Regions from separate parts of the Homo sapiens genome. Here all the other regions are linked to region 2. The links are chromatin contacts, found by Hi-C or POLR2A ChIA-PET in ENCODE. All regions are on one chromosome and are shown on one strand. Each heading gives the region's core, a stretch centred on a gene start or an enhancer-like site at or near the end of the contact. The rest is flanking DNA. Distances are from core to core; before and after follow the strand shown. Region 1 holds the start of NAA50 (N-alpha-acetyltransferase 50, NatE catalytic subunit). Region 2 holds the start of TBILA (TGF-beta induced lncRNA). Region 3 holds the start of USF3 (upstream transcription factor family member 3).

Evidence for each region. Hi-C counts contacts between places; a loop is a spot of excess contacts on that map. ChIA-PET counts read pairs that join two places held with the same protein, here RNA polymerase II (POLR2A). Pooled maps may share reads with other maps.
Region 1: a pooled map shows a loop between it and region 2 (8-fold over the local background). The contact joins the promoter of NAA50 here to the promoter of TBILA in region 2. A Hi-C loop is called at or near these places in 1 of 168 maps with a recorded cell type or tissue (naive thymus-derived CD4-positive, alpha-beta T cell), 3 of 37 single-sample maps with no recorded cell type and 8 of 50 pooled maps.
Region 3: a loop to region 2 is called in a pooled map, with 8 times the contacts of the local background. The contact joins the promoter of USF3 here to the promoter of TBILA in region 2. A Hi-C loop is called at or near these places in 1 of 168 maps with a recorded cell type or tissue (naive thymus-derived CD4-positive, alpha-beta T cell) and 8 of 50 pooled maps. POLR2A ChIA-PET finds 5 or more read pairs at or near these places in 1 of 52 experiments (OCI-LY7).

Annotation. Positions count from the first base shown.
Region 1 is chr3:113,744,244-113,747,564 of GRCh38, forward strand. NAA50 (N-alpha-acetyltransferase 50, NatE catalytic subunit) reads right to left here and starts at 2,006. Exons shown (of 5, transcript NM_025146.4): 1 at 1,699-2,006. The coding sequence starts at 1,706. It overlaps ATP6V1A (ATPase H+ transporting V1 subunit A), which reads left to right and starts at 2,792. Exons shown (of 15, transcript NM_001690.4): 1 at 2,792-2,870. RefSeq lists enhancers at 850-1,586, 1,190-1,339, 1,587-2,322, 2,323-3,058, 2,380-2,749 and a silencer at 1,910-2,029.
Region 2 is chr3:112,131,946-112,135,196 of GRCh38, forward strand. It overlaps TBILA (TGF-beta induced lncRNA), which reads left to right and starts at 1,478. Exons shown (of 1, transcript NR_157393.1): 1 at 1,478-3,251. It overlaps GCSAM (germinal center associated signaling and motility), which reads right to left and starts at 1,303. Exons shown (of 6, transcript NM_152785.5): 1 at 1,147-1,303. The coding sequence starts at 1,175. It also overlaps a transcript of C3orf52 not described here. RefSeq lists enhancers at 909-968, 1,449-1,628.
Region 3 is chr3:113,694,820-113,698,007 of GRCh38, forward strand. USF3 (upstream transcription factor family member 3) reads right to left here and starts at 1,823. Exons shown (of 7, transcript NM_001009899.4): 1 at 1,551-1,823. RefSeq lists silencers at 1,154-1,543, 1,564-2,033.

The DNA.
Region 1 (3,321 bases), core at 756-3,255, 1.6 Mb after region 2:
TTGAGCTCAGGAGTTTGAGACCAGCCTGGCCAACATAGTCAGACCCCCGTCTCTACAAAATATACAAAAAATTAGCAAGGCGTGGTGGTGCGCGCCTGAGGTCCCACCGACTCGGAAGGCTGAGGCGGGAGGATTGCTTGAGCTGGGGAGGCAAAGGTTGCAGTGGGCCGAGATAGCGCCACTGCACTCCAGCCTGGGCAACAGAGCCAGACCCTGCCTCATTAAAAAAAAAAAAATGAAAAGAACAAAACAAAAGGAGTGCAGTATAGCAGAAAAACAACATTCTCCAAATATGTTGGATTGTATCTGAAATAGCCAAACTTCCAAGATCATGATTCAAGTGGAGCAAATACTTCCTATACCCGTCAATTATATTTCCCTAACTGGAACTCTTTACAACTTGATGTGAAACAATGCAGGTACTGTGAATAGTTCATGGTTCTTAAACTTTAAAGATTATTAGTACAAAACATACAATTCAACATTAGAATAAATATCCAGTATTTAAAGGAAAATTAAAGTAAGGAAACATGTTACAGACCTAAGACCAAATTAAACTTTCTTGGAATCTCTTCAGGAACCTCAAATACCGATACACAGAGGTAATATTTAGGTCCTTGTTTGGGGCAGTATGAGATTACGTTGAAAGTGACTTTTATTTCATCCTCAAAAGTGCTATTGAATAGTTGGAATGACTTCGTTAACTTAAAACATAGTTACGACTTCTTAATCGACTTACAACAACAAACTATGGCATCGCAGAGAGCTTTTTAACGTTTATGAGCTTCATCTCTTTGAGGGTAAAGACAAGCTCCAAAACGGCTTGAGACAATGCTTCGGAAAAATGTTACGTAATTAATACATTAAAACTATACAACTTAATGGTAAGGAGACATTTCATAAAAACTTAACCAGTCGATCCAAAATAATTCCTAATTTTACGTAAGAGGCAAACGGTGAAAGACCGAACATTAACTTTGCCAATCACCTGAAAGGAGCAGCGTGGTAGAACTACCCAGGACCGCCTCAGCACTCAGGGGCAATAGTGAACTACTGAAGCAACAGCTCCACCTACTGATCCACCCTATACTTCCTTAAATATGTTGGCACCCCAAGTCTACAGTGATCGCGCTCTCTCCCCCTCCTCCACTCGCTGTGACCCAACCCAAATCTAGTTGAGTCACTAGCTCTTAATACTCATCCCCGTGCTCTTTATTCCAATTTCTTCTTCCTCCAGAAGGTTCTGCACAGCTCCCAAGCGTGAATTAAACTGAAAGGTGTCAAACACCGCAGTTCCAGAGTTGAGTCTGGAGGTGGAAGACAACCAAACCACTCCACCTGGAGCTGCGGGCCGGCGTGGCTCAGCGGTCCGCTCCCGGGAAGGAGGCCCCGGGCGCTTCACAATAGCCTTTCCATGTTGCCCCACTCGGTCGCTTCTCCCCACTCAACAACCCACACTCGTCTCCGAACCGAAACCCTGAAGCCCCCCGGGTCTTGCCTCCGCTGGCCCTTCAGCCCGCCAACAGCCCGAGCCTCGCCTCCGCCCCCTCCGGGAGCCGAGGGAACTGAGAAGCAGAGAAATCTCCCTCCGCCCGTCTTCGCCCTGAATCTCTCCTCGCCTTTGCGGCTCTCCCCCTCTACATGGGCCCGGACCCTTCTACCCCACCGGCCGGGCCCTGCCCGGCTGCCCTTCCTCACCCTTTCATCTTCCCCGCCTGCTGAGGCCGTCGTTACCACCGATATCAACGCCGTCGTAGTCGCCGCCCTTAGGTCTCCGCACCCTTAGCTCGGGCCACTCAACCCCGCAAGCCGGCCTCCTAGCCTGGGCAGGGAGCTGTGCGAGCAACGAAGGCCGCGAGAGTCGAGTGAGGGCTTGAGTCTGGTGGGGGCGGGAGTGTCTCCCGCCGCCGCGCTTGTGCCGCCGCTTCTCCACACGTGCACTCGGGTCTCTCGGCTCCCTCCCGCCGCTGCCGCCAGCCAGACCCGCTGCCGCGCTGTGACCTTTCACCCCGCCCCTCGCGCGCCGGCGCGCCGCCGCCTCACGCGCAGCCGCACTGCTCGCCTCCGCGCACCCTGCCCCCTCCACTCCGGAACCTCCATCTTTCTCCTGGACTGGGCCTTCTGGGGTCATGCTCCTCCCTCCCACCCGCTTACGACACTGCTTGTGGGGCTGGCTCGGTAGGCCCTGGCGGTAAAATCCAGATTTTTCCACCCCTCCCTCTCTTGTCCCATATCCGCAAGATAGTTTTTCTCAGCCCCGTTCTTCCCAGTTTGTGGTCTCCAGAGTGACCTTCAAACGCTGTTGCCTCCTAGTAGGGTTTTATAAAGTTAGTTCTTCTAAATGTAAAGAAATCTGTGGAAAGCTCAAGTTTAAGTTAGGTGTTTTAAAACAAACGTAGTTAACAATCGGCCAGATAGATTGGCTACCCTCCAGCACGCCTCAAGTTTTAAGATCACGTGATTGGCCCAAACCTCAGAGCCTGGAATTTTACCGGCGGACTCCAGAGGGACGGAACGCCACCGCCATTTCCTGTCCCTCGATTGTGGCGTGAACGTCACTTCCTTAGCAATGCGCTTTAACTCTTGCTGTCCACATTTTCCACATTGTACTTTATAACATACTCTTTGTGAAAATTTATCTTTTATTTCTTTAATCCAAGAAAATTAATATTCAAGGGATCCGTAAAAATTCAGGCCCCCCGAGATGTAGAGCGCTGGGATGGAGGAGGCAGGGCGGAGCTCGACGTCATGTGACTGGTTGGGCCCGCCCCCCCCCCCCCCCCCAACCTGTGCAGCTGAGGACTTCCCCTCCGTGGTGACAGCCTCTGGGTCCTCGGTCGGTACAGTCTCTGCACCTCGCGCCCCAGCAGGTGAGCGGCGACCGGTAACTGGCGAGTGGTGGGGATAGAGGGGGTGGAAGGAGGCAGAGGAAGGAGAGAAGGGAGAGTGTGAACGGCGACTTTTCTGCCTGAGGCTTCCTCCCCGCTGTCACCCTGCACCGGCAAGGAGCTCATTTCTCCTTAACCCCCGCTCCCCCAAGTGTGGTCGTTCCCGCTACTTGGGGATTCAGATGTCCACCTTTCCCAGGGTTGGAAGTGAGTGCGGCCATTATGGTTCCCTACTCAGAGCCTTTGGGGCTTCGGGTAGCAGATTGTTTCAGCCATTTCACAGGGTCTGCAGTAGACATTAGGTCCCATTCCTTAAAGCCCATTCTTTGGCAAAGGTCCTCACTGTCCTTACCCTCAGCTCAGGGCTGAGGAGCGGGGAGGTAGCAAAAACCCTGGAGGCAGAGGCGTCTCCGGTGAGACAGGCTTGGGAGGG
Region 2 (3,251 bases), core at 228-2,727:
AAATTTTAAAGTAAAAAAATTTTTTTAAAGTTTTTTTGCACTTATTCAGTGCACGTGATATGCCAGAAACAATGCCAGGAACCAGGAATTCAAAGATAAATAAGAAACAATCACTACATTTGAGCATCTCATATCTAGTAATAAAAATAGTAATTTATATAATTGTTAGAACAATGCTAGAGTAGAAGATTGACAAGGGGCTGTGACAACCCAGGGTAGAGAAGTCTCAGACAACATGATTCTTAGGAAGGGACATGAGATATTCCACAGGACCACCAATCCTCTTTTCGGCAAGTGGTCAAAAGTGGGCTACCATTTTTTCCTGTGTTCCACTCTCCAGTAGCATGAACTGAGACCAGGGATTCCAAACATAACCCTGTGAAGACCCCCTCTGGCTCGCTTACTCTCTCTAGATCACCCCACTTTATACCCTAGAGATTACCTTGTCTGTGGTGGCACTATTTTGGTGGCACGGCTTTGATATTAAGGAAGATGATGGTCAGAAAAAGAAAGCAGAAAATATCTTCTAATTTTGAACCCTACTTTATGTCAGGCACTATGCTAGCACAATACACACTAGAACTCTCTAAGGTAGATATTGTATTATTATTTCTACTTAAAATAAAGAGGCTGAGGTCCAGAAAGTAAATCTGAGTTCTGTGCCTATTTAATCTAGATGACCTCTGCTTACCTGCTTGCAGGGAGTGCACATCAAAGGAAGACTCAAGGTGGCAGGAAGCTTGCTGTTTATTTCAAACTTAAAATAGTGGCTGAAAGAGGGTGGTGATTTTGACCTCCTTGTGGAGCATGAGGAGCTCAGGAGAGCATCTCCTTCCCGGGCTTTCAGAAAGTTGTTTCATTTCTTAGGTGGTAACCTATTATATAGACCTTCCTTGGTAAAGTCTTTCCACCTTTCAGCTATTCTCCATCAGCTGCTCACCATGATTCTTGGGAGAAGGCAAAACCTATGGGAAATTTAATGTGGTATCTGGCACAGAGTAGGCACTGAAGGCTTGGCAGTTTCCTTACCCAACTACTTTCTACCCCAACTTAGTGTGCTAACTGTATACTAGCTTTCTTTTTCTCTTCCTTGCTGTATTGTCCTGTCCCATCTCCTCTGCTCTCCCACAGGGAGTCTAGACTTACCTGTTTTCTCTCAGCAGAGAATTTCCCATCCTCTCAGTCCTCTCAGGGCTTCCCCTCCGTCCCTTTACCACTTCCTTCTTGCCTTGTGCTCTGACAGGGCAACTCCTGACTTAAAGAAAGGGCTGTGTGGCTCTGGCCACCCGTGCAGAGACAGCAGAAAGGAGAAGGGTGTCTCTGCAGAGGGAAGGAAGAGGCTGGGGGAGGAGTGTTAGAGGCACGCATGTGCAGAATGTCCTAACATGTCAGTGCCTGAACCAACCTGGCTGTTGGCCATAACCAGCAACTACCCGTCAATGAGAGCTTCGAACCTCTGGGGAATCCCAGGTCTGAAATTACAGATGGGCCATGGGAGTTTTTCCACTACAGATATTTACGTTTATAAATCACGTTGTCTTCTTAGAAAAGTCAGAAGGAGGTTAAAACAGTCAAGCCACAGACCTGTAGAAAATATAGTATCAACAACTCTCAAATCTGAAAACAAACACCCAGTAACAAAATGGGCAAAATATTTGAACAGACATTTCACCAAAGGAACTATACAGATGAACATTAAAAGATGCTAAACATTGTAGTTATTAGGGAAGTGTAAATCAAATCCACAATGGAACACTTTTACATACTTATTACAATGGCTATAAAACCCTGACAATATCAAGTATGGCAAGGTATGCAAAGCAACTGGAAGTCTCATGCATTGCTGATGAGAATGCAAAATGACAGCCTTTTTGGAAAGAAGTGATAAGGACAGAAGGCAGGGCTTTACTGGGTAGAAGAGGGTGGTTCACTGGCAAAGGTCCCACCCTCAAGCCTTGAAACCGAAGCCCTAAATGAGAACAGTTATCCCTGTTATCCTGCCCAAATGTTACTCTTTAGCCTGTCCAGCCCCCCTATCCCGTGCCCATATAAACCCCAGACCTCAGCTGGCAGACAGACAAGCGGCTGAACATCAAGAGGAGAAGAAGCAACTGAGTGTCAGAGATGTGGCTTAACTTCAGGTGGCATGACTTCAGGGAGGAGCCCGGCCAGAGACAGCAGACTTCAGGGAAAGGTCACTTTCTTCCTGCACCATCCCCTTTGCAGCTCCCCTTCCACTGAGAGCCACTTCCACCATTTAATAAAATCGTCCACATCCATCAACTTTCAAACCATTCATGCAACCTGATTCTTCCTGGATGCTGAACAAGAACCTGGGTACCAACAGGGCAGGGTGTAAAAGGCTGCCACCCTGACTCTCCATTGAGTGGGTTAACACTTAGCTGTCCACGGATGGCAACTGCTAAAAGAGCATGAATTGTAACACATCCCTAAATGCTGCTGTTGGGCTGGAGCCCAAAAGTGCTCATCGAAGCCCTGGCACCCGCTTGCCTGCGTGCTCCCGCTCCCACAGAGAGTTTGAGCATGGTGGTGGCCAAGTAAGTAGGCCACACCCCTGTCGCAAGTCCCGAGAAGGGGTCAAGGGAACTCTCCCATCTCAGAAGTATGGCAATTTCTTATAAAATTGAACATAGGGTTACTGTACAACCTGGCAATTTCACTCCTAGGCATTTAGCCAAGTGAAACTTATGTCCTCTAAGACTGTGTGTACAAATTTTTATATGTGCTTTACTCATAATAGCCGAAATACCCTGGAAATAGCCCAACTGATCTTCATTGAGTGAATTGCTAAATAAGCTCTGTGTTATATTACATCCACACAACAGAATCCTGACCATCATTGAAAAGGAGTGGACTATTAATACATGCAATAACTTGGATCAATCTCAAATGCATTACACTAAGTGAAAGAGACCAGACTTAAAGCCTACCTTCTGTGACATTAGAGATAAGGTGAAACCACAGGAACAGAAAACATATTAGTGTTGCCAGGAGCAAAAGGTGGGGGAGGTGTTGACTTTCAAAGCACAGGAGGAAATTTTTTGTTGTTGTTCTTTATCTTGATTGTGTTAGTGCCCACATGACTGTATGCATTTCTCATAATTCACAGAACTGTATACTAATAAGGGTGCACTTCACTGCACATAAATGAATCTCAACAGACAAAAGGTTAAAAAAGAAAGAAATCTCGGGACAGGAATCATGGATTTTTGTATTATCCTTGTATTTGA
Region 3 (3,188 bases), core at 573-3,072, 1.6 Mb after region 2:
GGATCACCTGAGGTCAGGAGTGCAAGACCAGCCTGGCCAACATGGAGAAACCCTGTCTCTACTTAAAGAAATAAAAATTAGCTGGGCTGGTGGCATGCACCTGTAATCCCAGCTACTCAGGAGGCTGATGCAGGAGAATTGCTTGAACCCAGGAGGCGGAGGTTGCAGTGAACTGAGATAACACCACTGCATTCCAGCCTGGGCGACAGAGTGAGACTCTGTCTCAAAAAAAATAAAAGAAAGTTTACGAACTTGTCTTCTTGTCTTGGGCCGCATTAAAAGCCGTCCTTGGACGGGGGTTGGAAAAGCTTGGCTTAGGCTAAAGCAAAACTGCTTTAGGATTAAGCATTCATTCTTGCATGGATACATTACACTACTTCTGCTTTCAGAAGTGCAATTACAATGTATTTTACTTCTTTTGTAACAAATACTTTGAGTACTTAAAGAGAAACAACACATGTATCCCAAACAGCAACTCTGTACTATGTTAAACAAGAGTTCTATGGGAGAGAAAAAAGTCATCAAGGTGAATGGAGAGTAGGACAGCCTGTTGATCCTTCAAAAGGCAGGTTTGTCTGTTTGGTTTTCTTTACAAAAGAGCAAACCTGGGAATATGTTTCAGGATCCATGTAACTCACCGTAAGATTTATTCAAGAAATCTGTACGTTGTTTATAGGTAAGGAAATGTCTTCTTTGCCTACACAGTTGGCCACGACTGTCTTGATCTGTGTGGTGTTAGGTTACTGTATCTACTTGATGGTAAAAATGTTACAAGAACGGAAGTTGAAATTCTGCACTTTGGTTTATGCAGTCTCATATTTCCAGATAAAGTTAATAAACGCAAAGGACCATATCCCAATGTAACGAGGAGGGTTGGGAGGACAAGCTTCAAGAACGAGTGGGGTGAATTCAACTATCAAAATTGTAAACATGAACAAGAGTCCAGGAATCTTATATTTCATCCGGATACATGAAAGTAGATTTCAAGAGTTGGTCATTCACTTGCACTGCTTCTACTCAGAAAGCAAAAGAACGGCTTCTAAAAAGAAAACACAAGCCTAACACTTCGACAGAGGGGTGAGAGGGAAAAAGCAAGCCACATGAGTCTGACGAACGGGTACGAAAGAAATTCAGAGGGCAAGGAAAGAAGGGGAATGAAGAAGACAGGAAAAGGTGAAGGAGGCGGGCAAAGGCCATCTGGTGTGAACCTGGCTGCCCAGCTCTTTATGCACCCAGGGCAGCGTGGGGCCCCTCTCGCCCCGCGCGCATCTAGGAGCTGGGGCGCAGTGCGAGCCCCCCACGGGCCTGGCAGCCGGGGACGCAGGGCGGGCGGGAGATGAGGGGTGCGCTCGCCGCGGGCGCTGACGCCCCACCAGGTGCCGCACGCAAGGGTCCCCAGGAAGGAGGCGCACTTAGCGCAGCCCTGGCCTCCCGGAGCAGGAAGGGGGTGGGTGGAGCTGAGCCCGGGGCCGCCCTCCGGAGCCGCCCCCGCAGCCCTGGCCCCCGCCCCCCGCCCCGGCTGTCAGCGGCCCCCTCCCGCAGTCACTTACCCGCCGGCTGCGCGGTCTCGGCCGCGGTGGCGGCGGCGACGGCGGCGACCCCCGCCTGGGTCATGATCCCAGGAGGGGAAGGCAGGAGTGTCTGACCGTCTGGGCGAATCTCTCCGTCCGCGGCCACCGCCTGCTCCTCCGGGGCTGGGGGAGCGCGGGCCCAGGCCCTCCTCTCCCCCCGCCCCCGCCGCCTCTTTTTGCGGCCACCGCAGCCGCTGCGAGCCCGAGCCCTCAAGGCCGGAGACCCGGCGGCAGCGCGGCCTCAACTTTCCCAGCCCCCCTCCCCCCGCCCCTCCCCGCCCCTCCCGCGGCCGCAGCTCAGCAAGCGAACAGCCTACCCTGGGCGCGCCGCGTTCCCGCCTCTTTCACTCAACCCGCCAATCAGGCTGCGGGAACGCTGCCGTGGTAGCCAATAAGAAGACAGAATGCCGTTGCACTACGCTAGAGGGCGGGAGGAGGCGGAGAGGAAACCAAGGAGTGAACGGGGATCGGGCGGCCCAATGAGGAGGGCCGGGGGGCGGAGGTGTGCAAGTTGGGTTGAAGAAACAGGAAATATTCTTAAAGGTAGAGTGACGGACAGGAAGGAAAGCCAGTAGGTGAATGGGAAAGAGGTGGGCCTGGTTCCTTAAAGGGGACGCCTTGAGAACCTAGAAAAGAAGGTGTTTTAAGAAACTTCTTTGTATCTTCTTCTGTGGTCTCTTTTCTTCGTCTTTCGGTAGGAGTTTGGAAGTGGAAAAATTGAAAAGGAAGAGGGCACGGAAGTCTTTCGGAATAGTTAGCCCCTCTTAACGTGGAGGGCAGGAAGGTGAGAAGATACGTCTTAGTAAATGTGGAGAAGAAAGAATCAGACGTTTCCGACTTCTCGATAACTGGAAGATTGTTGCTGACTTGACGCTGCTCGCATTCGTAGGCTGTGGTCTCTTGTCATCCTTTATTTGCAACAACACACAGATTTCTGTGAATTGGAGATGGCCATGTTCAGAAATGCCCTGGGGGCCTCCCAGCTGGGACAAGGGAGTTTGGCATTGGGGGATGGGGTTTGAGATCTCAAGCCTGGGTTACTAAATACCTGGATCTAGGAGAGGTAGGGCCAGGGGTCACGAAATGGAGACCTGAGTGCCCCTTAACTCCAGGATCTGTGTGGAGCCCTTGGAACCGTGATCACAACTCCCTCTTCCTAGTTTCGCTTCATATTTTATAACCTCCTGCTGAAACAGGTGTCCTCCACCTAGTTGCGGTTATAGATTTCCAAGCCCTTCCACAACCAGATTTGGAAATATCCCAGATCTTAGATGTCCGTGGGCTAACTTCCAGAAGGTGCACACAGGGCATGGCATAATGGGAATTACTTGAGCCTGTATACAGAAGCAGCAGACATCGCATTGAGCAAAAGGGTAAAGGCTAACAGTAACGGAGTCTTATGTTTGTACAGCAGATTGAAAAGCTATGATGAAACGGAAGGCCTGTAATGTTGCTTATAAACTGTGGTACTAATAAACAGGCTAGAAATTTTCTTTAACTCATCCATCTAGGCACACGAAGTTCTAATTAGCCTTTGAACAGACTTGGCACATCCAAATCAAAACTGCAGATAAGAAAGATTCTACGAGTCAGAGCCATAATAGCAATGCTAATAAC